6 separate regions of the Homo sapiens genome follow, and all the other regions are linked to region 3. The links are chromatin contacts, found by Hi-C or POLR2A ChIA-PET in ENCODE. All regions are on one chromosome and are shown on one strand. The core of a region is the stretch at or near the end of the contact, and the rest is flanking DNA. Distances in the headings are between cores, read along the strand shown. Region 1 holds the start of ESRRA (estrogen related receptor alpha). Region 2 holds the start of GPR137 (G protein-coupled receptor 137). Region 3 holds the start of STX5-DT (STX5 divergent transcript). Region 4 holds the start of MARK2 (microtubule affinity regulating kinase 2). Region 5 holds the start of COX8A (cytochrome c oxidase subunit 8A). Region 6 holds the start of STIP1 (stress induced phosphoprotein 1).

The links. A loop is a pair of places that touch in the nucleus more often than their neighbours do. ChIA-PET counts read pairs that join two places held with the same protein, here RNA polymerase II (POLR2A). Pooled maps may share reads with other maps.
Region 1: a loop to region 3 is called in a map with no recorded cell type, with 10 times the contacts of the local background. The contact joins the promoter of ESRRA here to the promoter of STX5-DT in region 3. A Hi-C loop is called at or near these places in 1 of 37 single-sample maps with no recorded cell type and 7 of 50 pooled maps. POLR2A ChIA-PET finds 5 or more read pairs at or near these places in 7 of 52 experiments (CD4-positive, alpha-beta T cell, CD4-positive, alpha-beta memory T cell, GM12878 and 4 more).
Region 2: a pooled map shows a loop between it and region 3 (4-fold over the local background). The contact joins the promoter of GPR137 here to the promoter of STX5-DT in region 3. A Hi-C loop is called at or near these places in 6 of 50 pooled maps. POLR2A ChIA-PET finds 5 or more read pairs at or near these places in 3 of 52 experiments (CD4-positive, alpha-beta T cell, activated CD4-positive, alpha-beta T cell and naive thymus-derived CD4-positive, alpha-beta T cell).
Region 4: a loop to region 3 is called in a pooled map, with 5 times the contacts of the local background. The contact joins the promoter of MARK2 here to the promoter of STX5-DT in region 3. A Hi-C loop is called at or near these places in 6 of 50 pooled maps. POLR2A ChIA-PET finds 5 or more read pairs at or near these places in 5 of 52 experiments (CD4-positive, alpha-beta T cell, CD4-positive, alpha-beta memory T cell, GM10248 and 2 more).
Region 5: a pooled map shows a loop between it and region 3 (4-fold over the local background). The contact joins the promoter of COX8A here to the promoter of STX5-DT in region 3. A Hi-C loop is called at or near these places in 7 of 50 pooled maps. POLR2A ChIA-PET finds 5 or more read pairs at or near these places in 4 of 52 experiments (GM10248, GM12878, activated CD4-positive, alpha-beta T cell and 1 more).
Region 6: a map with no recorded cell type shows a loop between it and region 3 (7-fold over the local background). The contact joins the promoter of STIP1 here to the promoter of STX5-DT in region 3. A Hi-C loop is called at or near these places in 1 of 37 single-sample maps with no recorded cell type and 12 of 50 pooled maps. POLR2A ChIA-PET finds 5 or more read pairs at or near these places in 7 of 52 experiments (CD4-positive, alpha-beta T cell, H1, K562 and 4 more).

Annotation. Positions count from the first base shown.
Region 1 is chr11:64,304,168-64,307,698 of GRCh38, reverse strand. It overlaps ESRRA (estrogen related receptor alpha), which reads right to left and starts at 2,175. Exons shown (of 7, transcript NM_004451.5): 1 at 1,963-2,175; 2 at 195-531. The coding sequence starts at 519. It overlaps CATSPERZ (catsper channel auxiliary subunit zeta), which reads right to left. Exons shown (of 5, transcript NM_001039496.2): 5 at 2,929-3,156. The coding sequence ends at 3,053. It overlaps KCNK4-CATSPERZ (KCNK4-CATSPERZ readthrough (NMD candidate)), which reads right to left. Exons shown (of 11, transcript NR_133662.1): 11 at 2,930-3,156. RefSeq lists an enhancer at 1,479-1,548 and a silencer at 1,959-2,468.
Region 2 is chr11:64,284,595-64,288,457 of GRCh38, reverse strand. It overlaps GPR137 (G protein-coupled receptor 137), which reads right to left and starts at 2,610. Exons shown (of 7, transcript NM_001170880.2): 1 at 1,577-2,610; 2 at 1,444-1,493; 3 at 512-737; 4 at 244-393; 5 at 1-118. The coding sequence starts at 1,933. It overlaps BAD (BCL2 associated agonist of cell death), which reads left to right and starts at 3,793. Exons shown (of 4, transcript NM_032989.3): 1 at 3,793-3,827. RefSeq lists silencers at 2,534-3,273, 3,624-3,863.
Region 3 is chr11:62,829,284-62,833,708 of GRCh38, reverse strand. STX5-DT (STX5 divergent transcript) reads right to left here and starts at 1,475. Exons shown (of 2, transcript NR_135084.1): 1 at 1,392-1,475; 2 at 1-146. STX5 (syntaxin 5) reads left to right here and starts at 1,658. Exons shown (of 11, transcript NM_003164.5): 1 at 1,658-1,755; 2 at 2,447-2,690. The coding sequence starts at 2,466. It overlaps TEX54 (testis expressed 54), which reads left to right and starts at 868. Exons shown (of 1, transcript NM_001395459.1): 1 at 868-1,388. The coding sequence starts at 959. The coding sequence ends at 1,333. WDR74 (WD repeat domain 74) reads left to right here. Exons shown (of 11, transcript NM_001369450.1): 10 at 35-91; 11 at 578-798. The coding sequence ends at 757. RefSeq lists enhancers at 1,148-1,197, 1,218-1,287, 1,658-1,747.
Region 4 is chr11:63,836,557-63,840,910 of GRCh38, reverse strand. MARK2 (microtubule affinity regulating kinase 2) reads right to left here and starts at 1,801. Exons shown (of 19, transcript NM_001039469.3): 1 at 1,351-1,801. The coding sequence starts at 1,404. RefSeq lists a silencer at 1,467-1,706 and enhancers at 1,717-1,866, 2,127-3,115.
Region 5 is chr11:63,971,946-63,976,120 of GRCh38, reverse strand. COX8A (cytochrome c oxidase subunit 8A) reads right to left here and starts at 1,501. Exons shown (of 2, transcript NM_004074.3): 1 at 1,327-1,501. The coding sequence starts at 1,440. RefSeq lists an enhancer at 1,148-1,587.
Region 6 is chr11:64,184,037-64,188,292 of GRCh38, reverse strand. STIP1 (stress induced phosphoprotein 1) reads right to left here and starts at 2,122. Exons shown (of 14, transcript NM_006819.3): 1 at 2,023-2,122. The coding sequence starts at 2,031. It overlaps LOC124902686 (a long non-coding RNA gene), which reads left to right and starts at 2,612. Exons shown (of 2, transcript XR_007062712.1): 1 at 2,612-4,256. RefSeq lists silencers at 1,910-1,969, 2,670-2,809 and enhancers at 2,930-2,999, 3,623-4,128.

The sequences.
Region 1 (3,531 bases), core at 926-3,425, 1.5 Mb before region 3:
CCACTGCAATGCATCAGCACACCCGGTGCTTTTACCATACTTCTCAGGGAAAGAGTGTCTCTGGGAGGTAGAGGGACTGGAAACACCAGATTGTTAGCCTCAAGCGGTGCCACAGCCATCAGGGGGCCTATTGCACCCAGCAGTGTACCCAGAGGGTGCAGGGCAAAGGACAGGGGAGTGGGCTGGGGGCTCACCCTGGATGGTCCTCTTGAAGAAGGCTTTGCAGGCCTCACAGGATGCCACACCATAGTGGTAGCCGGAGGCCACGTCCCCACAGACCAGGCAGAGGCGCTTGGGCAGGGAGCTGAGCACCAGCTTCCCACCGCCCTGCTCGCCAGGCCCAGCCCCCTCCCCATCCTCCTCTTCCTTGTGGCCTGGGAGGCAGCGAGTGGGAGCTGGACCAGGGGCCAGGGCCACAGGAGGCTCGGTCTCTGTCTCCGAGGAACCCTTTGGACTGTCAGGGCTGGCCGGCTCTGCCTTGATGTAGAGAGGCTCAATGCCCACCACCTGGCTGGACATGGCGCTGGTCACCTGCACGGAGAGACCCATAGGTTCGCAGGAAAGCACTGGTATGGGGGATGGGAGACACCCTGCCACACGGGTTGCCCAACCTCGGGCCTAGGGCCAGGCTTCCAAGCCCAGCAAGTGGGGAAGAAGGGGGGCAGAGTCCAAGGAAGGACTGCCCAGGAACACTGCCCCCTCCTAGCTGTTGCCATGGAAACAGAGTCTTCAGGGCCAGTAACTGACAGCAGGTCTCCCCCTTGGGAACCTGGGGGAGGCTTAGAAAGCCCCTACTCCCACCCAGGCCAGGGAGCAGGGTAACCGTAGCCCCCAGGCAACCTTCAACCCCACCTGGAATCCCTAGCCAGGAGCAGGATACTTCCCAGTTTTCTCCAGATGTTGGGGGGACCTCTGAGACCCTGCCCTCATCTGGGTATTCTGCATTGGAGAGCAGACCCAAGGCCAGTGGACGTGCTCACACCGAGTTCACACACTCCACTCACCGGGGTGCTCAGGAGCCCCACAAGCCCACGCAGGCTCGCTCTCTGCTGAGGGCTTTCACACTTGCACCGGCCTTCCCAAACCCGTGCTCACTCCTGCTCACACTTGTGCTCACACACTTCTCCTGGAGCGCACACCCCATCCACGAACTCAGTCAAGGCTCATGATCACACACACTCTCACTAGGTCTCCCCACATCCACACGCACAGGCACGGACTCATGAAAACACCTCCAGAGCTTTTCACACCTGACACGCGGCTGCCCTCCTGCCCCAGCATGCCGGTCCCAGGCACACGGCGGGCGCCGCTCCACCTCCTCGCGACCAGCCTGCAGGTCCACTCTTATACTCCCGCTGTCGCAGAGGCCGCCACCTCCCGGGGCGCCGCGTCCCGCCCCCAACCTGCGCACACCTTTGGGAAGTTGCCTAAAGTTGCTACGCCTCCCCCTCCCCGCCCGCGGGAGACCTCTACCAGGTTATCAGGAAGTAAGTGGGGAGAGCCAAGGAGGAGGAAGTTCTCCCCTGCCGGTGCGATGACCTTTGACCCAGAGAGGAGGGTGGCCCCAGGCCCCTTCGAGCGCCCCCACGTGGTCTTCAGAGCCCCTTCCCAGACATAGAGCCCTCCCCGTCTTCCACCCCGGCCAGCCCCAGGGACTTCGGCAAATGCGGGATTGAACCCTGCCCCGGAGCGGGCTGGATCGGAGGCCCAACCCTGACCCGAGTCAGGACCCGCAGCCAGAGCCAGATCCTGCCCCAGGCCGGCCCACCAGGACTCGGACGCCGGATCCCGCCTGAACCCTGACCAGTCCGACCCTCGACTGGGTCCCAACCGTGGCCCGGACTGGCCCCAGAGTCGGACCCCGCCTGCAGCCCGCCCCGCCCGCCTCCCTGCCGCGCTCGCACATGGCCCCCGCGCCCCGCCCGCCCACCCCCGCGGCAGCGCTCCCCTCCGCCCCCGGACCTGGGGCTCCGGCAGCGCGGTCGGGCAGGCATGGGGGCCGAGCGGCCCGGAGTGCCGGAGTGAGCCGGGGGCCGCGGGCGGCCCCTCCTCCGCCGCCTCCTCGGGCCGCGCCGCCCCACCGCGCCGCGTCCCCTCACTCGGCGGCGCCGCCGGCTGCTTGTAGGACACAAAAGGACATCGCGGCCGCTTCCTACTCCGCTTCCTCCAGCTGACAGCGGGGGTGGGGCCGGCCGTGCGCATGCAAAGCAGGGGGCGGGGCCCGGGGTCCTATGCTAATCAGACCAGCGGGGCGGGCGGCGCCTGCGCGCCCGGACGAGTCGGGGCGGAGCCGGCAGCGCCAGTGGGCGGGCCTTCGTGCAGGTCCCGCCCCGCAGCCCGCCGAGCCACTGCGGCGCACATGCGTACGCGGCCCCTGGGAGGGGCGGGGCCGGAGACGCGGAGGGCGGGGACAATAGAGCCGAGAGCAAGTGGGGCCAGAAGCGCTCTTTCGTAACGGAGGAGGCGGGGCTTGCTGCGCGCGAGAGGAGTGGGCGAGGCGGTGCAGGCTGCAGTCGCGGAGCCAAGAGACCACTTACAGATGAAAACGCAAGGGCGGGACGAGCGGAGAGGCTGGACCTGCTACCTATGCTTGAGGGGCGGAGCCTAGCGCGCCGTCGCGAGGAGGGAGGTGCTGCCCCGTTCCCCCTACCCCCTTCCCCCAAAGCGACACCAACTGAGCACTCGAACCGTAGACCCAGTAGCCCCACAGAGCTGCGGAACTCGGGGTGGGTGAAGCCGACTTAAAACATGCAATAAGTCCTGGATTGCGAGTCCCGGAAGGTAGGGCCGATAGGGCCCGGACGGAGAAAGCTCAAGGTCACTGCGGTGACCGAATGAAGGTCACTGCGGTGACCGAATGAAGGTCACGGGGAAGGGCGGGGCCACGTGCGTCCGCCTCACGCGGGCTGTCCTGCACTGACTCACGGACCATGCATCGACTCTTTTATTTCTTTAGGACTCAAATTCCACTCGGATGGGGTCAGGCTTGGGTCTGGGGACCGGGCTGGCACGGGGCTGGTTCGGGTCGCTGCTCGAGCCCAAGGTGGCGTTTTTAATTCACGTACAGCCTCTTGCTCCGGCGCTTCTTGAGCCCTTCGATGTATCGCTGCAGCTCCTTAGTCAGGAAGTGGTCCCTGCCGATCCCTAACTGGTAGCCTAGGAGGAGGGCAGAGCTCGGCTCAGGGCAGTGAGCAACCGAAAGGTCTCCCCACCAGGGGGCGCCGCATGTGTGATTCGAGGAACCGCAGATGATTCGAGGTAGCAGTAGCGCAGGGCACTCAGGTCTGTGTTAGCCTGGGGAACTTTGCATCTCTAAGGGTGCTGAGTGTTAAGGTGGAGGATGGATGAGGTCAAGGCTAGGGAAGAGGTTGCAGGCCTGAACTAGGGCGGTGGTAGCGAGCAGTTTGCCCACCTTCTGGACCAGCCACCCACTCTAAGCCATCAGCTGGCCCTTTATCACCGCTGGGCTTTCCTACCACAGCAGCAAAAGTTCACCCACATAATCCACTGTCCAAAGGCTCCTCACAACTC
Region 2 (3,863 bases), core at 1,361-3,860, 1.5 Mb before region 3:
GGGGCCGGTGCACCCGGAAGAAGCCCACCAGCAGGGTGGTGGGCAGTAGCTCCCACACGAAGAGGATGAGGCCAAATACCAGGTAGCCTTTGTTCCCCAGGTCATTCACCAGGTCCGCCTGTGGGAAGGCAGGGGCTGGTGCCAGTCTGCAGTCACGCCAAAGGGGTAGTGGGACAGGGCCCAGGCCAGCTGGGGCCAAGGTGCCACGGCTACTAAGGAGGTGGCAGACATGCGTATGCCCACCTGGTCAGACACATTGTACCAGTCGTAATCGAAGGTGTCCAGCCGGCTCTGGGGGGCCAAGGCCAGTGCTGTCAGGTTGTAGCAGGCCCGGCTGGCATAGAGCAGGACCATGGCGCCACCCATCGCGGCCGCCTGGCACACACTGGTCCCCTGGCACAGGTAACAACAGAGGACCCTCAGGGAGAGAAGGCTCCCAGCTTCCTCTACACCCTGAGAACCGCTGCCGAGAGACCCAAAAGACACCTGGGCATCAGTGCTGCAGCCCTACCTTGGCCTCCAGGTAGATGCTAGTGGAGGGCGCCCGCCTGGCGACGAGGCAGAGGCAGGCAGCAAGAGACAGCGCGCAGATGACGAACAGGGAGTCGCTCACCAGGACGCGGACAAGCAGCAGGGCCCAGGGCTGTGCCCGGCGCCGATGGGAGAGCACAGCACACAGCACGTTCACCAGCAGAAAGAGCAGCGAGGCCCCCACAAAGGCCCCTCGGACAGCGAGCCTGCAGCCACAGCACAGTCAGCGCGGGCCCTCAACAGCCCTCAGCACTCACCACCTGCCCCACCTCCTGCAGGAAACCCCAATGTCGACAAAACTCAGGGCATCCAGTCTGAGCCCTGTTCCTCCACTCTTACAGATGGAGAAACTGAGGCCCAAAAAGGTCAGAAGGTGACTGACAGCCATGGTACTTCGGAAGGTGCACCAACTGGAGTCAGAAGTCTCTGTCTGAGCCCCAGCTCTGCGACCTTGATCCTGCTGTCTTACCTGGCTGGGCCTCAGTTTCTTCATCTCTCAAGGGAGGATAGTAGCCTCTCAGGGAAATTGTACAAATAAAAGATGGCTGGGAAAGCTCTTTATAAACCGTAAGACACTGTACAAATGACGAGGGCATTGCGGCCCCAGGTCACCCAGGAGTGCATATGGCTTTGGTGCTTCCATGGGCTGGAGCCTCCAGCTCGCCCTCCATGGTGGATGACACTGGGGCCCTCTCCCTCACACTACCACAAGCATTCCTATTCCTGTGCCTTGCAGATCTGCAAGGCCTCTGCTGAGCCATCTGCGCCAGGTGCTTTAACTTTTCCAAGATCTTCCACAGACATTCCCTGGGTTGCCTTTGTCTCAGCCCTGAGAGGTGGGAAGGGATCTACATGGGACTGTCACCTGCCCCTGACCTGGAGGCTGAGCCCACCAGTGTCCCGAGTACTTACAAGCCTCGGCTCATCTCCGGCCGACGCTTCACCTTGGCCTTGAACACCACCTAGGAGCAGAGATGCCCTTCACTCCTGTGGGTCCTTGAGGCTTGCCACCTCCCGCCCCCCACCCGGGACCACAGTTGGTTACCTGGGCAAAGTAGAGGTTCATAAGCGTCAAGGTGAAGAACTGCAGGCAGACGGGGCAGCAGTAGAGAAGCCAGAAGGGCAAGGGCCCCAGGCGGTTGGCGCGGGGAGTATCTCGGAAGTAGAAGGAGAAGAGGGTGGTACGCAAGGCGGCCCAGAGCAGACAGAGGGCCAGGAACACCGTCTGATAGCTGAGACGCTTGTGCCCATACAGAAGCACCAGCCAGAGCTGGGCATAGACGGAGAAGAAGAGCAGGGCATACAGGGTGGTGTAGGCAGCTGTCAGCCCCAGGGTCACAGCAGGTGGCAGCGCAGGCACCAGCCCGGCAGCAGGCACCAGGCCAGACAGGTTACTCTCCATGTCAGGGAGGGAGGCCTGAATCCCGGAGACAGACAAGGAGGGACTGTCGGCGGGACCAGGGAAATAAATACGGAGGGGTGGGAATTGCAGGGTGCAGAGAGGGAGATGGGGCGCTCAGGAGGAAAGAAGTTGTGGCTGACAGGCCCCTCCTCCTCAACAGAGAGACCCTTGCCCTTGGGGAACACAGGCAGCCTGGGCCCCAGGCCCCTCACTCAGGGGCATGGAAGGGCAGTCTCTTTTCTCCAGGACAGACCGGATAGGGGTTGGGGGTGTCTCCTCCCTGGGCCTACCCCAGAGCCAAGGATGGGGGGATGCAGAGGCCCAAGGAGAGGACTCCCTGGCCTCGGTCGTTCATGTCGTCCTGGGTGGAGGGGGAGAGCCGGCTGATACCCGTCGGGTCAGGGCAGCGGCCGCTGCGAGGGGCGCCCAATGCCCCGCTCTCCCCCTCCCCAAGCTGGGGGAGGCTCTCTCTCCTCCAATAATGCGGATGGGGAGGGCCTCTGCCTCCTGTCCTCGTAATTCTCGAAAGCTGCCCCCGCCCCACCCTCCCCCACCGCGTCCACGCTCCAGCCTCAAGGGGAGGGAGGAGGCGGACGCCAGGTCCTCAGGCCGCTGATGGGAGAGCCGGCTCAGGTCGTGGGGACCCGGGGCTCCGGCTCCCCGGCTCCCGCTGCTCCGCCCCCCTCCCCCTCCGCGCCTGCGCGGGCGCCGTTCGCTACGCAAATTGCGCAGCGGCCCGGCTGGCTCCGCAGTCCAGCGCCGCACCCGGCGTGAAACCGTACGAGAATTGGCGCGAGCTGCGCCGCTGGCGGGCGCCCGGGGTTACGGGAGGCGGCAGGAGGGCGGCCGAGTTGCGGGGGCCGTGCCGCATCCAGGGGGTCCCCGGGTGGGCCGTGCCCCGTGCCGCCCGCCTTTACTTGTATGGGGGTCCGCCAGTTCCCACGCTCCTCTCTCCTATACCCAAATCGGGGTCGTGCCGCCCGGCCGGGGGCGGCAACGGATTCCCGTCCCTCGGTCTCTGAAGAAAACTTCCGCCCATAGCCAAGATGGCCCCCGGGCCCCGCCCCCGGGCCTGAACCCGCGGAGCCCCGAATCCCCCGCGCGGGCCCGCCCCTCGCCCCGGCGCGCCCGCGGCCCTGCTCACCTGGCCGGCCGCCTGCCAGGCGTGAAGCCCCCACGGGCCCTACGGTCCTCCCTCACCGGGTCCCCGGCCCTCCTCCCGCGCCCGGGCAGCCATCCCAGCCAGGGAGGAGGTTCCTTTCCTTATCTCCAGTGCCCCCGAGATGGCGCGGGAGGTGTCCCCCGAGGCGGGCGGCGCGAAGCTTCCGCGCCTGGGAGGAGGAGCGGGGAGCGGGACTTTCCGACCGGGCACCCAGTCCAGGCGGAGCGGTAACAATAGCAACAATAATCACATCCGACGGCTGAGCTTCAGTTGTGGCTGTGCCAAGCGCCTTCGCCCGCAGTAATCACTCCCTTCACAAAGTTTTCACTGGCTCCCGGGGGAGCTGTCACTATCCCCACTTCACTGGGGGGAAACTAAGGCCCAGAGGGGCTGAAGGACTTGTTGGCAGAAGTGGGTCTCCAGGTTCCAAATGGGGACCCCAGAGAATCCCTCTCCTGCTCCCACACACGCCCAAGGTGTGAGGCAGCGAGGATGTGAGCCCCGGGGCCGAAGGAGGGAGGAAAAAGGATGCGGACGAGGAGCCTTGGATCCGGCGGGGGGGCGGGGCCGGGCCGGGTTGACCCCGCCTCTGGACCTACCCGAGTGACGTTCCGAGAGGTGATTGGGCCAGGTCGCTGACAGTTCCCGTTGCCCAAGCAACTAGGGCCCGGAGCCCGGGGTGCTGGAGGGAGGCGGCAGGCCCGGGTCAGGGGCCTCGAGATCGGGCTTGGGGTGAGACCTGTGCGCCGTCACCACGGGCGGGGCGGG
Region 3 (4,425 bases), core at 226-2,725:
TGCCTGGCTCCTTAAGGTCCCTCATCTTTTGCAGGTTTATCTCAAGTCTCAATTGAACTGCCTCCTCTTGTCAGGCAGGGACAACTGGGAGGTGAGCAGTTGGGCCCGGGAATGTGGGAGCCAAGGGCATAGATGTGAGGACCTCCCTATGGAGAGGAAAAGGAGGCAGCTGGAATGCAGACTTGGGACTATCTGTTTACCTGCCTGGTCACTTAATTTCTCTGAGAGGCATTAACAGTTAAAATCCTGAGAGGGTTATTGCCAACAGCATGGATGGGGTTGCTTTCTAGGAGCAGGGAATAAAGGTGGTGGTACCCAGAGGGATTCTTTCTCAGCCAGGGTCTCCTTCCCTGTGGGTTTGTCCCTGTGCCCCTGACTACTTTTCTTTTTTTTTTTTTTTTTTTTTTTTTTTAAACTTCTTTTTGTGGAGATGGGGTCTCCTTATGTTGCCCAGTCTGGTCGCTAAGTCCTGGGCTCAAGCAATCCTCCTGCCTTGGTCTCCCAAAGTGCTGAGATTACAGGTGGGAGCCACCGTGCCCGGCCCCCCTGACTCCTAAGCTTTCTTCCCACTCACCAGGATGAGCCCCAAGAGCCTCAAGAACCCAACAAGGTGCCCCTAGAAGACACAGAGACAGATGAACTTTGGGCATCCTTGGAGGCAGCTGCCAAGCGGAAGCTCTCGGGTTTGGAGCAGCCCCAAGGAGCTCTCCAAACGAGACGGAGAAAGAAGAAGCGGCCTGGGTCCACCAGCCCCTGACGCCCCTGTGCCCACTTTGTAAATAAACTGCTGAACACCCACCATGACCCTGAGCCTTTTGTGATGGGAGAAAGGAATGAGGGGTAGCTTGGGGTGGGGGCTGCCTGAGCTGGGGCGACGGGATATCTGATGTCACAAAAGCCGGGCCTGGAGGCAGGCAGGCTGGCGTGGGTGGCACGGAGTCCAGGGCCACGCGGGGCCATGGGCTGCTGCCAAGACAAGGACTTTGAGATGTCTGATGAGCAGTCCAAGGAGGAAGAGTCTGAGGACGGCAGGGAAGATGAGACCACAGACACACAAAGAGGGCCCAGGGAGTGTGAGAGGGGGCTTCCCGAGGGTAGGGGTGAGCTCAGAGGCCTCGTCGTCCCCTCAGGCGCCGAAGATATCGACTTGAACTCCCCGGACCATCCGAATCACAAGTCGAACGAAAGCCTTCTGATTACCGTGCTGTGGCGGCGACTATCCACGTTCGGTCGTCGGGGCTCCTCGCGGCCAAGCAAGAGGCAACCAGACCAGATTCGGAAGCAGGAGAGTCCGATCCGAGAAGGCAACCAGGAGGAGCCGGAGAAGGGATGACCCCAGACCTGCTCTCAGTCCGCCCCAACCTCCAGAGAATAAAATTTCTAACGTATACCTGCACGACCACTCTGGGGGACTGGGCGCGGACACCACCGGGCAGCTGGTTCTTTAAGGCTCCTTCCCGGAGGCGGGCCCAGCCCCCTGAGCGCCTGCTGTAGTACTCTGGGGCGGGGTCACGGTGGCGCCTTAGCCAATGGGAGGGCGGGATCGCTCTTGCGTTTGGGTGTGGGGCGTGTCTTTCGGGTCGCTGGGCTTGAAACGCGTGGGACCGCCCCCTCGTCACTGGGGGTGGGGTTACGTGTAGGTGACGTGGCCGCTTCCAGTCTTTGGTCGGGTTTCGGCGGCTTCAGTGCTCGGGGAGGAGGCAGTGACGGCCGGTGAGATTGGAAGTGGCGGCGGCGGCAGGCGGCAGAGGGGAGGTAAGATTCGCTTTAAGAGGGGATCTGGCCGCCGTGTCAGCTCTGGGGCAGTGGTTTTACGGGGGCGACGACTGGCGGGGGGAAGGGAATCAGGGGCGAGCGGGCAAGTCCTGCCGGCCCGGCTCCGGGTGAGCGAATTCCTTGCCGTCCAATCAGGAAAGCCTCTGTTGAGAGAGACGTCGGCCTTAGCTAATGAGTGGTTGAAGTCTTCCAGAAGGCGGACCTTGGGCGGGGGGTGGGACTTCCTGTTTCAAATAAACACCCAGAGGTTTTCCCCCTCCGCCCACCGAAGTGTGTCAGTCTTTGGAGGTCCGTCACTGGCCCTCCCGGAGGGGCCGAAGGAAACCGCGGAAACGAAAGGGCTGGGTTAGGGCCCGGGGCAGTTACACGGGCCGGGCCGGAGTCTCAGGACCACGGGGTTGGCTCTGGCCCTGTCTCTGCTTCAGGGTCCCCGGCCCGCGCTCTGGCCGCCAGAGCCAAGTTGGAAGAAGAGTCTGAAGCGGGTTCGACTTGGGACAGGGGAAAAGCGGGGCCCTTTCCGCTGCTGGTCCGCCCCAGGATTTGCGAGCGTCCTGGGCGCGAAAGTCCACGAGAAGTGCAGAAGGGGCTCGGGGATTTGTTGATTGGGGTGGGGCGGGGGAGTTTGGGTAAAGAAGTTGCCTGGGGAATGACACTCTCCCCTCCACAACAGTCCGAGGTTATGCGTCTCAATGATCCCGCGGAAACGCTACGGGTCTAAGAACACGGATCAGGGTGTCTACCTGGGTCTCTCAAAGACACAGGTCCTGTCCCCTGCAACTGCTGGCAGTAGCAGCAGCGACATCGCCCCTCTGCCCCCCCCAGTGACCCTCGTCCCTCCCCCTCCCGACACCATGTCCTGCCGGGATCGGACCCAGGAGTTTCTGTCTGCCTGCAAGTCGCTGCAGACCCGTCAGGTAAGGACCTGGAGTGGAAAAGGCGAGGAGTGAGCCTTACTCAAATCTAGGAAGGACTGTGCTCCACCACTGTTAACCGAAGTAATTTTGGGGGGTACCTGATGGAACTGATAGGCTTGGATGGGGCCTGTAGGGTCTGCTATAAGCAACAGAGAAGAGGTCGGCTGGCTAACTAGGGGCAAGGACTTAGACTTTTTTTTGTGAGGAATCCTTTGGAGGGCAGGATTGCTATTCTGGAGGGAGTACTTCAGAGAGTACTTGGCTGCAATATAATTGGTGTGAATAAGGAACAAGTTCTAGGAAGAGCCTTTAGCTGAGAAACATGCACCTTGAATTTTCCAATATACTTCTACCATAAGTTTGCTCTGTAACCATGAGAAAATTAGTTAATCTAGTTACATATTAGTTTTTATCTCTGTAAGATTAAGGACATTTTCTAGATAAGTAATTTGTTGTTTTTGTTTTGTTTTGAGATCTGTTTTTCAACTCTGTCAACAGGCTGGAGTGTAGTGGTGTGATGATAGCTCACTTGCAGTCTTGAACTCCTAGACTCAAGGGATCCTCTTTCCTCAGCCTCCTGAGCAGCTGGGACTACATGGATGCACCACTCAGCTAATTTTAAAATTTTTTCGTACAGGCAGTGTCTCACTATGTTGCCCAGGTTGGTCTGGACACCACACCTGGCCCTAGATCAGTAATTTGTATCAAAATCACTTAGGGTTGGATGTGGTGGCTCATACCTGTAATTCCAGCACTTTGGGAGGCCTAGGCCAGAGGATGACTTGAGGCCAGGAGTTAGAGACCAGCAGGAGCAACAAAGCAAGACCCTGTTTCTACAGGAAAAAAAAAAAAAAAAGCTGGACGTGGTGGCATGTGCCTGTAGTCCCAGCTACTTAGAAGGCTGAGCGAGGCCCAGTCTCTTCCTCTCTCTCTTTTTTTTTTTTTTTTTTTTTTGAGAAGGAATTTTGCCTTGTCGCCCAGACTGGGGTGCAATGGTGCAATCTCGGCTCACTGCAACCTCCTCTTCCTGGGTTCAAGCGATTCTCCTGCCTTAGCCTCTCGAGTAGCTGGGATTACAGGTGCCCGTCACCACGCCCGGCTAATTTTTGTATTTTTTTTTAGTAGAGATGGGGTTTCACCATGTCAGGCTGGCTTTGAACTCCTGACCTGAGGTGATCTGCCCTCCTCAGCCTCCCAAAGTGCTGGGATTACAGGTATGAGTCACCACACCTGGCCTCTCTCTCTCCTTTTTTGGAAACATGGTCTCACTCTGTCACCAAGGCTGGAGTACAATGGTTCTATCTCATCTCACTGCAACATCTGACCTCCTGGGCTCAAGCAACCCTCCTGCCTCAGGCTCCTCAGTAGCTGGGATTATAGGCATGTGCCACCACATCTGGCTAATTTCTGTTTTGTTAGTAGAGATGGGGTTTTACCATGTTGCCCAGGCTGGTCTCGAACTTCTGGGCTCAAGTGATCCGTCTGCTTTATCTTCTCAAAGTGCTGGGATTACAGGTGTCAGCCACTGCACTCAGCTCCTCTTAAAAAAAATTTGGGAGTGCTATTTATTTATTTATTTATTTATTTATTTTTGAGATGGGAATTTCGCTCTTGTTGCCCAGGCTGTAGTGCAGTGGCACGATCTTAGCTCACTGCAACCTCCGCCTCCCGGGTTCCAGTGATTCTCCTGCCTCAGCCTCCCAAGTAGCTGGGATTACAGACATGCGCCACCATG
Region 4 (4,354 bases), core at 552-3,051, 1.0 Mb before region 3:
GATGACACAGAAAGGCTAAGACTTGGGTGAAAAACATAGCAGTGACTGCCAGGATGAGGGGGACCGTGTAGAGTCGTGAGGCTGAGGTGTAGCTCAAGAAACTAGCATGCAAAACACCTGGACTTCCTGGGCATTACAGAGACTTAGCCAATAGGAACAGAATGGATCCAAGCACGGTGTGGGGATACACAGGACATGAAGAAGGCAGGAGACTAATGCGGAGATGAAAGGCAACGCTGATTAAAAGGCACAGTAAGGAAGATGGGGTGAGGGTGGAGAAACAGGAAGGCAACAAGCAAGAAAGAAAATACTCTAAGTGCCAGGCACGGGAGTGAAGACACAGAAAGTCATCATGGTTTGTGTTCCAGCGTACGAAGACAGAAAGGCAAAAACTGTGATGCAGCGAGGTCTGGGAAAGGACTGAGCAACAGGTTGTGTTAATACGGTGGGGCCAAGTGTCTTTGGGTTGGGAGAAAGAGCCCAGTAGAAGGCTGGTAGAACACTCACAGAGAGAAACAAGAGGCCCAGGGACCTAAAAGCCAAACCCGAGGGGAAGAGAACAAGAGGGATCCAAAGACTCTGAAGGGAGTGATGATTGGAACCCCAAACGCAACCTGTGGGAAAACTATGCGCATGACAGCTGTGGGGAAACACGGAAGCGACAAATGCCAGCGCCAGGATCCAGGGAGCTCCTGGAGCAAAGAAGGGAAAGTGATGAGCAAAGAGTAGGCGAAGGATTTGGAAAGGTGATGAGGGTGGAGCTGGTGGGTTGCAAGCAAGAGGGAGAGCACAATTTGGAAAACGAAGAAGCAGGGTAGAAAAAGCTGGGGGAACTGCAAGGGGCCAGGGATCGAGAGCGCAGTCCAGGGCAAGGACCCTGAGGGTGATAACCCAGAGACTGGCAGAACCGGTGCGGGCGGAGGGGAAGCGAGGCAGGAGAGACGAAGGGAGAGGTGGACAACGATCTGTGGCAAATCGCGGGGTGCTGCTATTCGAGGAGCGGGAGGGTGGCTGCTTTAAGCGTGGGTGGAGGAAGACCAGAAAGGCCCCTGAGAGAAAAAGGGAAGAGAAAGGGAAGCTGGGGAGGTGACACGGAAGAGCGCAGGAGGGCGGTGAGGGGAGACGGGGGTTGGCAGAAAGACAAGTGTGCAGCTTGGAGTCAGGACGAGGTGGGTCCCAGGTCAGGACTCGGAAGCGGGATGTGCGGAGCCGGAGCCAGGAGCCGGATGACAGGGCAGCCGAGGCTTGCAGGATGGCAGCAGGGGCACGAGGAGAGCAGAAGAGGGAGGAGGCTCCGCAAGGTGCAAAGGGCCCAGCCAGAGAATTCGGGGAGCCCTCGGGGCTCCTTACCTGCTCCGTGTCCCTCTCGTTCAGCGTGGGTAGGGGGGTCCGAGCGCTGGACATGGCGCCGGTATCTCGGGGGAGGGAACCGAGAAGCTTGGAGGAAGGGAGGGAAGGGAAGGCGCGGAGCCCGGCCGGGCGGGGCTTCTCACAGCAGGAGCACCCGCCGCATGGGCCCCGGCCGGGGGTGCGGGGAGGCCGGGCAGCCGCTCACGCCAGCCCGGGGATGCGCCGCTCGGGCTAGGCCGCGCCGGCTCCGAGCGGCTCCGGACCGCACCCCCCCGACCCCCGGCTGGGCTGTGCCGCCTTTCGGCCGGGCCGCGCCGCTCCGCCTACTCTCTGCCGCCGCAGCCGGCCGCCTGCCTCGCTCCTCCCCTGCCCTCAGCGGCACTGCTCCGCGCCCGGCACACAGGCAGCCGCCGCCGGACCTGCTGCTCCCAACATGGCCGCCACCACCGCCGGCCCTCGGCTCTTTTCGCCGGCAGCAGCCGGAAACATCCGAAGCGGCTAGAAACGGGAGGTGGGGCGCGCCTTCTCCTCCCGGCCACAGACTACGGGTGAATTCCGGAAACAGCCGAAGAAGGTAAACCCCGGGGACGCGCTCTCCTCCTCGATTCCGAAGACGAAGCTTCGGCTCTGTTTACGGAAATCCACGAAGCGACCCCGGGTGCCTACCCCCCGCCCCCGTCCACGGCCATCCAGCCACGCCCACCGGCCTTTCCCCGCCCACTTCAAGGGGGCTTTCGGCAGTTTCCGGAAATACCCGAAGCTGCTCCGCGTGCTGAGCCGGCCACGCCCCCTCCCACAGCCCTGCCGAGGGCGGTCGTCGGCCATTTCCGGCAACACCCGAGGCCCTCCGAGCACCCGGTCGTTTCCCCGGGTGGCTCTCGGAGTCTGATTCGCTTCGTGTCTTTCCGTCAGTTTTCGGGCATTTTCAAACCTTGAACAGGAAGCGTGGGTCACCTGTCTGTGCTTGTGATTTGACTAAATACAAAACAAGATTGTTAGCCGTCCCTGTGATTGGCATCCTCTGGTTCTATAGCAGCTTCCTGTCTGCATTTCTGTCCATCTGTCGGTCAGCTCATAAAATTCATCTTCTTTTTATCATCTAGCCTATCAATATACCTGTCAAATGCAGCATCAGTCTATTGCCTGTCTGCCACCGTCTATCTTGGCTTCTGTGGATTCATCCGTGCATTCCCGCATCTAGTCCGCAGGGCTCGGCAAGGCCCCAGGCAGGCCCAGGGCAGCGTCCTCTGCACCGGATGCGGGAGCGTCCAGGGCCCTGCATTTCAGCCCCAGCTCTGCCAAGTGCCAATGCTGCGTGATCTTGGAAAAATCACATAACATCACTGAGTTTAGGCTCCTCTTTCCTTTGCCTTTGCTCCTGCGTTGACATTCAAAATGACATTTCTGAATTCCAGTTACCTTTTAAAATGCCTCTGCAAGATAAGGCATTTAAAGTTTCTTTTCTTTCCTCCTCTGGGCCTCATTTTCCCCATCAGTAAAGTGAAGCCATTGGATTCATGAACTCGGAGGTCCTTCTCAGCTTTGGAGAGCCCTTGACTAACAGGAAGTCTGTATGGCAACTGCAGTCCATTCCTCACTTCCCCTTACACTGCGTTACCAAGGACAGGGAGTATCCTGGGCTGATTTCCCCAGCGCCAAGCTGTCCTCACCCATAGTACCTGGAACACGTTGGAACCACACCCTCCCATCAGTGGCTTAAGGTGGGCAGGAGGCAGAGGCCCCGCAGGAGTCAGAAACCAGACTCAGGCAACAGGTTCCCAAAGGTACAGGAGCAGAGAGGCTCCAGGAGTTATTGGGAAAACTGCTGATTGGACCCCTGCTACTTGACCTCCAACTCCCAGCTACAGCATCTTGAGCCAGCCTTCATCCCATCAATCAGAGAAATAGGCATCTGAGCAGATGTAATTACCAGGGTATGAAAGTACTTCCTAAGGCAACAGGTATCACTACACTCTTAGTAAATCCTGGGACTTCAGCACTGCTCCCCATGCCCCATACCAGCTCTATTCAGGCACCCAACCGTTGAGGAAGAAGGTGAAGGCACACCCATGAAGGTGAGGGAAAGAGAGAAGAGGAGGACAGAGAACACCTCACTCCCCAACCCAAATTCGATCCTTGAGAATCATCTGCCCTCTGGTGGCCAAAGGGAGACACGTTGCTGATTCCTGTGCCTGGTATCACCTCTAATGCCAGGGTCTGGAAAGCAGGGAAAAGAGAGAGGAAGCAGTTGGTGGTTGGTGTTCCAGCAGTCTCTCCCTGGTCCACACTCTCGTCTAAATAGACTCCATCTTCTCCAAGCTTCTCACTCTAGCTCTAACCCCTGCCTCACCCCTGCCCTTTGACCTTCATCCCCAACCCCTACCCTACCTATCCTTTCTCTTCCTTGCTAGCTTTGCACAAGGCTGCTGAGCTTGTCTCCCCGCCTAGACTCCCTCCAACCTACTGCACCAGACATGTCAGAATAATCTTCCCAAAGTCCAGCTCCAATAACATCTCTGCTCTGCTAGAAAGCTATCACCAGCTCCCTCACTGGTTATAGGCAGGGCTGGCTTCTTGGGCCCACGACCCCATGCAGTCACACAGAGCCCTGTGCTCAGGTGGACCCTGAGCTTGGATTAATGCTCTGCTGTCACCATCTTGAAATTTTTTTTTTTAAGACTGAATCTCGCTCTATCTCCCAGGCTGGAGTGCAGTGGTGCGATCTCAGCTCACTGCAACCTCCACCTCCCAGGTTCAAGTGATTCTCATGCCTCAGCCTCCTGAATAGCTGGGATTATAGGTGCCCACCACCACACCCGGCTAATTTTTTGTGTTTTTAGTAAAGACAGGGTTTCACCATGTTGGCCAGTTTGGTCTAGAACTCCCAACCTCAAGTGATCCACCTGCCTCGGCCTCCCAAAGTGCTGGGATTACAGGCGTGAGCCACCACGCCCGGCCCATTATCTTGAAATTTTTGACCAAGGGGGCCATGCATTTCCATTTT
Region 5 (4,175 bases), core at 252-2,751, 1.1 Mb before region 3:
GACTCAGAGGCAAGTGGGAGGCCCCGCATCCTCACGTTAAAGGAATCCACGCTCCACGGAGCAGACAGAGCAGGTCCAAAGCTACGCTAACCCTTGAGGTAAAGGGTCAGTTATAAGGAGGGGGAAGAGTGAGAGGAAGGAGAGACAGCTGGGGTTAGGGTTCAGGGAGAAATGCACCACCAGATGGTAAAGGAAGGGACAGGAAGCAGGATTTATTGAAACCTGTTTTAAAGCTGGTCTGGGCCGGGCATGGTGGCTCACACCTGTAATCCCAGCAATTTGGGAGGCCAAGGCGGGCGGATCACAAGGTCAGGAGTTAGAGACCAGCCTGACCAACATGGTGAAACCCCGTCTCTACTAAAAATACAAAAAATTAGCCGGGAGTGGTGGCGGGCGCCTGTGATCCCAGCTACTCGGGAGACTGAGGCAGGAGAATGGCTTGGCTTAAACCTGGGAGGCGGAGGTTGCAGTAAGCCGAGATCGCACCACTGCACTCCAGCCTGGGTGACAGAGCAAGACTCCGTCTCAAAAAAACAAACAACAAACAAAAAAAGCAAAGCCTGTATGTTAAGACCCAGGATCCTTGCATGGGCCAGTAACTCCAAAACGATACCTATCCTTCCTTGCCTGAAAACCCCCTCCCAGGCCGGGCGCAGTGGCTCACGCCTGTAATCCCAGCACTTTGGGAGGTTGAGGCAGGCGGATCACGAGGTCAAGAGATCGAGACCATCCTGGCCAACATGGTGAAACCCCGTCTCTACTAAAAATACAAAATTTAGTTGGGCATGGTGGCACGCGCCTGTAGTCCCAGCTATTCGGGAGGCTGAGGCAGGAGAATCGCTTGAACCCGGGAGTCGGAGGCTGCAGTGAGCCGAGATCGCGCCACTGCACTCCAGCCTGGCGACAGAGCGAGAACCCGTCTCAAAATAAATAAGTAAAATAAAATAAAATAAAATAAATAGCAGTAACAACCATTTTCGTCGCTGACAGCGTCAGGCATCCCCCAGTGAACCAACGAGAAAATGGGCTCAGAGCGGCTAAAGAAGTCGGCAGGAGGCGGCGCAGCGAGGAGGCGACAGGAGAGGGAGGGCCTGACAGGACCAGACCCGAGATCCTGGGGCTGTGGGGAAAGACCTAACGCCGACAGCCCCGACTGTCGCCCGGGCACTGTCCCCGTCGTTCGCGCCCTCCAGACATGCCCAAACCGGCACTGCTGCTCCCCGCTACGCTGCGGGGCGCGAGGCATTCTCAGGACCACCTGAGGTCAGCTAGGCAGAAGGGGTCAGCCCACGGCGCCTCCCGCGCTCTTCCAGGCCCGTTCCTCACCATGATCCCAAGCTTCCCCTCCGGCGGCAACGAATGGATCTTGGCGCGCGGCACTGGGAGCCGCCGGGCCGAGCCTGTCAAGCCCCGCAGCAGCAGCGGCGTCAGGACGGACATGATGGCACGGAGTACACCACAAAAAACGGTCAGCCGTAGCCCAAGGTCAGGAAGCCAAAATGGCTGCGCTGGCCGGAAGTTCTGGAGCTGGGGAAGCAGGGAAACTGCGGCGCGGAAGTCTCTCGGAAATGACGCAAGAACACACCTCCCACAGCCCTTGGCAGTTTTTGGCGCGTTCCTCGAAACAGCCAATTGACACCTTCCTACGCTATGGGCGGAGCACAAAAGGGCTCTTCTTCGAGTTATGTTCCGCCTCCAAGGCTTATACTTGTGAATGACATCTGGGGCCACCCAATCATGTACGCGAGAAGCCTAAACTGTTCTTGACTCCTCCCTTCATTCATACTGTTAAATCTCTCTCTATTCAGGCTGGGCGTGGTGGCTCACGCCCGTAATCTCAGAACTTTTGGGAGGCCGTCTGTACTAAAAAAAAAAAAGTACGGGCTGGGCGCGTTGGCTCACGCCTCTAATCCCAGCACTTTGGGAGGCCGGGGCGGGTAGATCATCTGAGGTCAGGAGTTTGACACCAGTCTTGCCAGCATGGTGAAACCCCATCTCTACGAAAAATACAAAAATTGGCCGGGCGCAGTGGCTCACGCATGTAATCCCAACACTTTGGGAGGCCGGGGCCGGTAGATCATCTGAGGTCAGGAGTTTGAGACCAGTCTTGCCAGCATGGTGAAACCCCATCTCTACGAAAAATACAAAAATTGGCCGGGCGCAGTGGCTCACGCTTGTAATCCCAACATTTTGGGAGGCCGAGGCGGGTGGATCACCTGAGGTCAACAGTTCGAGACCAGACTGGCCAACATGGTGAAACCCCGTCTCTACTAAAAATACAAAAATTAGCTGGGCATGGTGGTGGGCGCCTGTAATTCCAGCTACTCGGGAGGCTGAGTCAGGAGAATTGCTGAACCCAGGAGACGGAAGTTGCAGTGAGCCGAGATTGAGCCATTGCAGTCCAGACTGGGCCACAAGAGCGAAACTCCATCTCAAAAATAAAAAACAACAATAAAAAAAGTTCGAAAGCAGCCTGGCCAACATGGTGAGACTCCATCTCGACTAAGAATACAAAAAATAGCCAGGCATGGTGGTAGATGCCTGTAATCTCAGCTACTAGGGAGGCTGAGGCAGGAGAACTGCTTGAACCCGGTAGGCAGAGGTTGCAGTGAGCTGAGATCACGCCACTGCACTCCAGCCTGGGCGACACAGCAAGACTCCGTCTCAAAAAAAAAAAAAAAAAAAAATCTCTCTATTGAGAGTCCCCTCCTCTCCACCAGGCCTCCGTCGTTTTTGTTGAGAATTCCTGACACTGACCTAGTAACCAAACCTCCCTCAATTACTATTACACTCTTCAATTCCAGTTACCATGCTGGAGCAGCCAACTTCCCTTCCTTCCTACCCTATCACTCTCTCTCCCTCCCCCATCCCTTCCTTCTTGGTTTTTTAAACCTAAATCTGACCAAGTCATATACTTTCAGTGGCTCCCCATTGCTTCCTAGTCAAAATCCCAATTCCCGGATGTCACTGTCCAGCCTCAACTCTCAAAACTCTTCAATATTCCACACCTTCGACCCTGCTCTCTGATTTCCACCAACAAGCCTTTTGTTGCATTCAAAATGCACTCTGCATTTTGTTATTGATGTTGAGACAAGGTCTAGCTCTAAGCCCAGGCTGGAGTGGAGTGTGGTGTGATCTCGGCTCACTGCAGCCTTGCAACCTCCACCTCCCAGACTCAAGCCAACCTCCCACCTCAGCCTCCCAAGTAGCTGGGATTACAGGTGCCCACCACCATGCCTGGCTTTTTTTTTTTTTTTTTTTTTTTGAAATAGAGTCTTGCGCTGTTGCCCAGGCTGGAGTGCAGTGGCACTATCTTGGCTCTCTGCAACCTCCGCCTCCCGGGTTCAAGCAATTCTCCTGCCTCAGCCTCCTGAGTAGCTGGGATTACAGGCATCTGCCACCATGCCCGGCTATTTTTTGTATTTTTAGTAGAGACAAGGTTTCACCATGTTGGCCAGGCTGGTCTCGAACTCCTGACTTCAGGCGATCCACCCACCTTGGCCTCCCAAGGTGCTGGGATTACAGGCATGAGCCACAGCGCCCAGCCTAATTTTTGTAGTGTTTGTAGAGCTGGAGGGGGGTCTTGCTATGTTAGTCAGGCTAGTCTCAAACTCGTGAGCTGAAGCGATCCACCCAGATCAGCCTCCCAAAGTGCTGGGATTACAGGCATTTGTCAGGGCACCTGGCCTTGCCTCTGCACTTTGGGTTTTGTTTTTGAGACATGCATCACCCAGGCTGGAGTGCAGTGGTGCAATATCAGCTCACTGCAACCTCCACCTCCCTGGCTCAAGCGATTCTCCTGCCTCAGCCTCCCAAGCAGCTGGGATTACAGGTGTATGCCACCACACCCGGCTAATTTTTGCATTTTTAATAGCGACAGGGTTTCGCCATGTTGGCCAGGCTGGTCTTGAACTCCTGGCCTCATGTCATCTGCCCGCCTCAGCCTCCCAAAGTGCTGGGATTACAGGCATGAGCCACTGTGCCCGGCGTTGCTTCTGCATTTTATGTTCATTTTTTCAGCTCCTATGCAGGCTGCCTTTTTCACCATGCTAACTCCTGCTTCCTGGCTTCCAGTTAATGATACCACTTACTTTATTCAGTGAATATTTATTAGCCTCTACTGTGTGTTAGGAACTATTGTAGACACCAGTATGAACGAGGTGGATAGAGTTTCT
Region 6 (4,256 bases), core at 873-3,372, 1.4 Mb before region 3:
AGCTCACTGCAACCTACGCCTCCCGGGTTGAAGCAATTCTCCTATCTCAGCCTCTCCAATAGCTGGGATTACAGGCCTGCGCCATGACCCGCTAATTTTTGTACTTTTAGTAGAGAGGGGGTTTCACCATGTTGGCCAGGCTGGTGTAGAACTCCTGACCTCAGGTGATTCGCCCACCTTGGCCTCCCAAAGTGCTAGGATTATAAGCGTGAGCCACTGCGCCCAGCCGAGATCCTTTTTTTTTTTTTTTTTTTTGAGACGGAGTCTCGCTCTGTGGCCCAGGCTGGAGGGAGACGGAGTCTCGCTCTATGGCCCAGGCTGGAGTGCAGTGGCGCAATCTCGGCTCACTGCAAGCTGCCCCCAGGGTTCACGTCATTCTCCTGCCTCAGCCTCCCGAGTAGCTGGGACTACAGGCTCCCGCCACCACGCCCGGCTAATTTTTCTTCTGTATTTTTAGTAGAGACGGGGTTTCACTGTGCTAGCCAGGATGGTCTCGATCTCCTGACCTCGTGATCCGCCTGCCTCGGCCTCCCAAAGTGCTGGGATTACAGGCTGAGCCACGGTGCCCGGCCCCAGATCCTTTCTTAAAGGTAAAAGAGCAACGTCTTATTCCAGAAATCTTTTCCTCACCTATACTACAGCCCATTTAACCCTAGATACAACTGAAATATTATATGGGCACAAAAAAGTTTACTAACTTCATTTCCACTCTTTTTAATACAGCAAGGAAGCTCGAGCTTTGCCTAAAGCAGCAACTGCTACAAGAGACCAAAGGCTCAGCTCTGTAGCTCACACCAAAAAAAGGATGGTAGTCACTAGTCCATCGAGATGTCTTATTTAAGGGGAGAGTGTGGGCGATCTTAGTTTTATGGCCCTGAAGTAAGAACCAGATACCAGGTATAGTTTCAGAATTGTCACCCCCAAGTGTTATGGGCCCGGAGCGAAGACAGTAGTACTCCCGAGCGGGAGGATGATTTCTCGGAGGTTGGTAGAGGTTTCTTGGAGGTTGTTTTGTCCTTTTTCTTCCGATGAATCATTACAGCTCAATGACAGCTTCAAATCGAACAAAACCTCTAGGCCTTTCATAACCGCAAGCTACTGAGGACATAACCAAGTCACTGAAAGGAAGCAGCAACCGCTTCAAACTCGGCCCCTCAAATGCTCAGTAGAGGCCCATAACTTCCAGCGGTTGATCTCTGTAAATTGTCTACAACCACCCCCGGGTCGTCAGAAACCCATCTTTCAGACCCACCTTTCGGAAGTGTTGGTCCTCGGTCACTCGACAATCACACACACAAGCATACAAAAAGAGGGGGAGGGGCCGCAATACATTTGTAAAACACTGTCAGAGATGGAATTCGTCCCAAGGACTTTTGCGGCACCCTTCCCTTTCCCGCATCAGGTAGAGTCGGTCTGTCGCTCCTCAGACCCCCGCTCAACGCTCTCCCACCCTGACCTTCTCAGATGTAGAAGAGTAACATTTGCCCCAACTGCATCCCAGGCTGCTAAGATCCTCGGCTACTCCCAGTGTATCCCCGTCCCCGCTCCCTGGATCCGTCCAAGTTCCTCGTGGCTAAGTCCCGAGCGGTTTCTCCGTCGGCCGTCTGAGATCTCCCGGAGGGCTACCTCGCGGGTGCGGACCCCGGCCCCCGGCCCACCTCCACCCCGCCCCCTGCGGCCCGCACCCTCCCCAACATGGCCCGCAGCCGCCCCCTCGGGACGCCTTCAGGGCCCGGTCGCGACCCCTCTTCCCGCCGCCGGCCGGACTCACCCAAGCTGTGGCCTCCGCCGGGCCCTCCTCGCCCAACCAGGGGGCGATGGGCGCTCCCCGCGGCCGGCCTCGCTAAAGATCCCGCTCCCGCCCGCCGCCCGCGGCCCTCACCTCCCCGCCGCCGCCCCGTCCGGCCCCAGCGCCGAGCTCCGGTCTCCTGGATCCGGCGCCCGCCCCGCCCCCCTACCGCGGCCTGGCCACCGCCGGTCCCCGAGCAGGCTCGGGGCCTCAGCCCGCCCCTCCCCCTTCACCTGCTCCATAGCGCAGCGCGGTCCGGAACCCCGTTGAATCGAATCCGTCCGCTCCGCGTTCCCAACCGCACGCGCCGCCTTCTGGAACCTACTAGAAGCTACCGGGACCCCGGCTCCCGCCCCTTCCTCGCCTGCTCACTGGTCGAGTTCTTCTAGGGGGAATGTCTGTGCTGCTCTACTATTGGCTTGAGGTCCAGCCCATCATCTCCACTTCCTTCTCATTGGACAGCGGGGAGTAATTCCCTCAACCCTGCCTCCCCCGCACCTCAGGATTGGGCGCTCCTCTATAAACCCACCCATCTCAGGCTCCACGAATGGAGGGAGGAGCGAACTTCTGCGACACGGATTGGTCTTTTGCACTGCCAATCGTAGCCGCGCTGGCCGCGCCCATTGGTTCTGATCGTTCTGGAAATTTCCACCTCTCCCATTGGGCTGCCGGACTCCATGTCGGAACCGCCTTCAGAATGAGAGCGATTCCAATTGGGCGGAGGGTTGCCAACTCTTTGCGCTGATTGGTTTAAATCGCTGCCCTTCAAAAGGCCGGGTTTCGCCCCGCCCCTGATATATGGGAGTACCGGCTGCAGTCGGGGTCTGTAGCTGTGTCGCCGGCGGCTGCGGGGCCTCTGGGTTGCTTTCCCTCTCGCTCCCGAGTGCCGCGAGTTCCAGGCGGTCCCCGGGATCGCCAGCGGCACAGGGCCCCAGCCCTTCGCCCGCGCATCGGGATGGGGGTCCTAGCCGGTGGGAGCTGCCTGTCCCTCGAGCGCCAGCTACCCGCGTTGTCCAGCGCTCCGGCCTCGGCCCGGCCCTCCTGCCTCCTGGCTGTTAGGTTCTGAATGTTCCGGAAATGCCACGTGACCGCGAGGGCGCTTGGGCTTGGGCTGGACAGGCCGGGGATCTCACCGCGGCGGGCCCGGCTGTCCCGCTTGGGCGTCCTCAGTGGAACCGCACACCCTTTCTCAGCGCGCCGGTCGTTTGGTCCTGTAGGGCCGAGGGGAATTCGTGCGGTGTTGAGCACGCGGGAAGCACTTAACGAAAGGGAGCTGCCCCTCAGCCCTCGTGAGTCCGATGTAAAGGAGTGAAGGAGACGAAGAACTGAATCAGTAGTTGACCGCCTGTGAGCTGGCGAGCTGTGCCCTGGTAGGGCCTTAAATCCCAGCCCCAGAAGTCGGAGGCAGGGCAGGCACCCCAAAGCGTGGAAGAGATGCACCTGCGGAGTGAAAATGCTGCTATTGCTTCTAGGGTCAGCCTTGGTTCCTGGAACAAAGGAGCCGCATGACTCGGGTCTGGCGATGATGTTGGGCTCTGCAGTGTCCTCATCCTTCCCCCTCTCTGGGTAATGATATCTTCCCAGGGTTTAAAGTGTGTCCTCTCTGCCAGTAGCTTGTCTCCACAGCCTCATCTTTAATTCCACCTGCCCCACCCATTTTGGACACTGCAGCCAAGTTGCAGCAGATCCGCAAACCTGGTAATCCCTCACTTGAAAGTGCTGGAGGCTTTAGGATGGGGTTCAGGGCCTGTGCAATCTAACCGCCTGCTTTTTTTTTTTTTTTTTTTTTTTTTTTTTTGAGACGGAGTCGAATCTCACTGTCTCCCAGGCTGGAGTGCAGTGGCGCCATCACAGCTCATTGCAGCCTCAACCTCCTGAGCTCAAGCCATCCTCCCACCTCAGCCTCCCAAGTACCTGGGGTTACAGGCAAGCACCATTACGCCTAGCTAATTTTTCTGGGTTTTTTTTTTTTGTTTTTTTTTTTGTATAGATGGATTTCGCCATGTTGTCCAGGCTGGTCTTAAACTCTCGCTCTGTCTCCCAGGCTAGAGTGCAGTGGGGCAATCTCGGCTCCCTGCAACCTCTGCCTCCTGGGTTCAAGCAATTATCCTGCCTCAGCCTACCAGTTAGCTGGGATTACATGTGTGCGCCACCGCGCCCGGCTAATTTTTTTATTTTTAGTAGAGGCGGGGTTTCACCATGTTGACCAGGCTGGTCTCAAGACTACTGACCTCAAGTGATCCCCCCCCCCCCCCGCCTCGGCCTCCCAAAGTGCTGGGATTACAGACGTGAGCCACCGTGCCCAGCGGTTTTGCATTTTCAATTGTGGGGCACGGTGAGAAAAGACTTGAAGAAAGCAAGGGAGTGAGATCCATGGAAATGTAGGGGGGAACCTTGCAGGCCTATGGAACAGCCAGTGCAAAGGGCCTGGGGTGGGAGCTGCCTCAGGGTAGCCAGGATGGCAGGA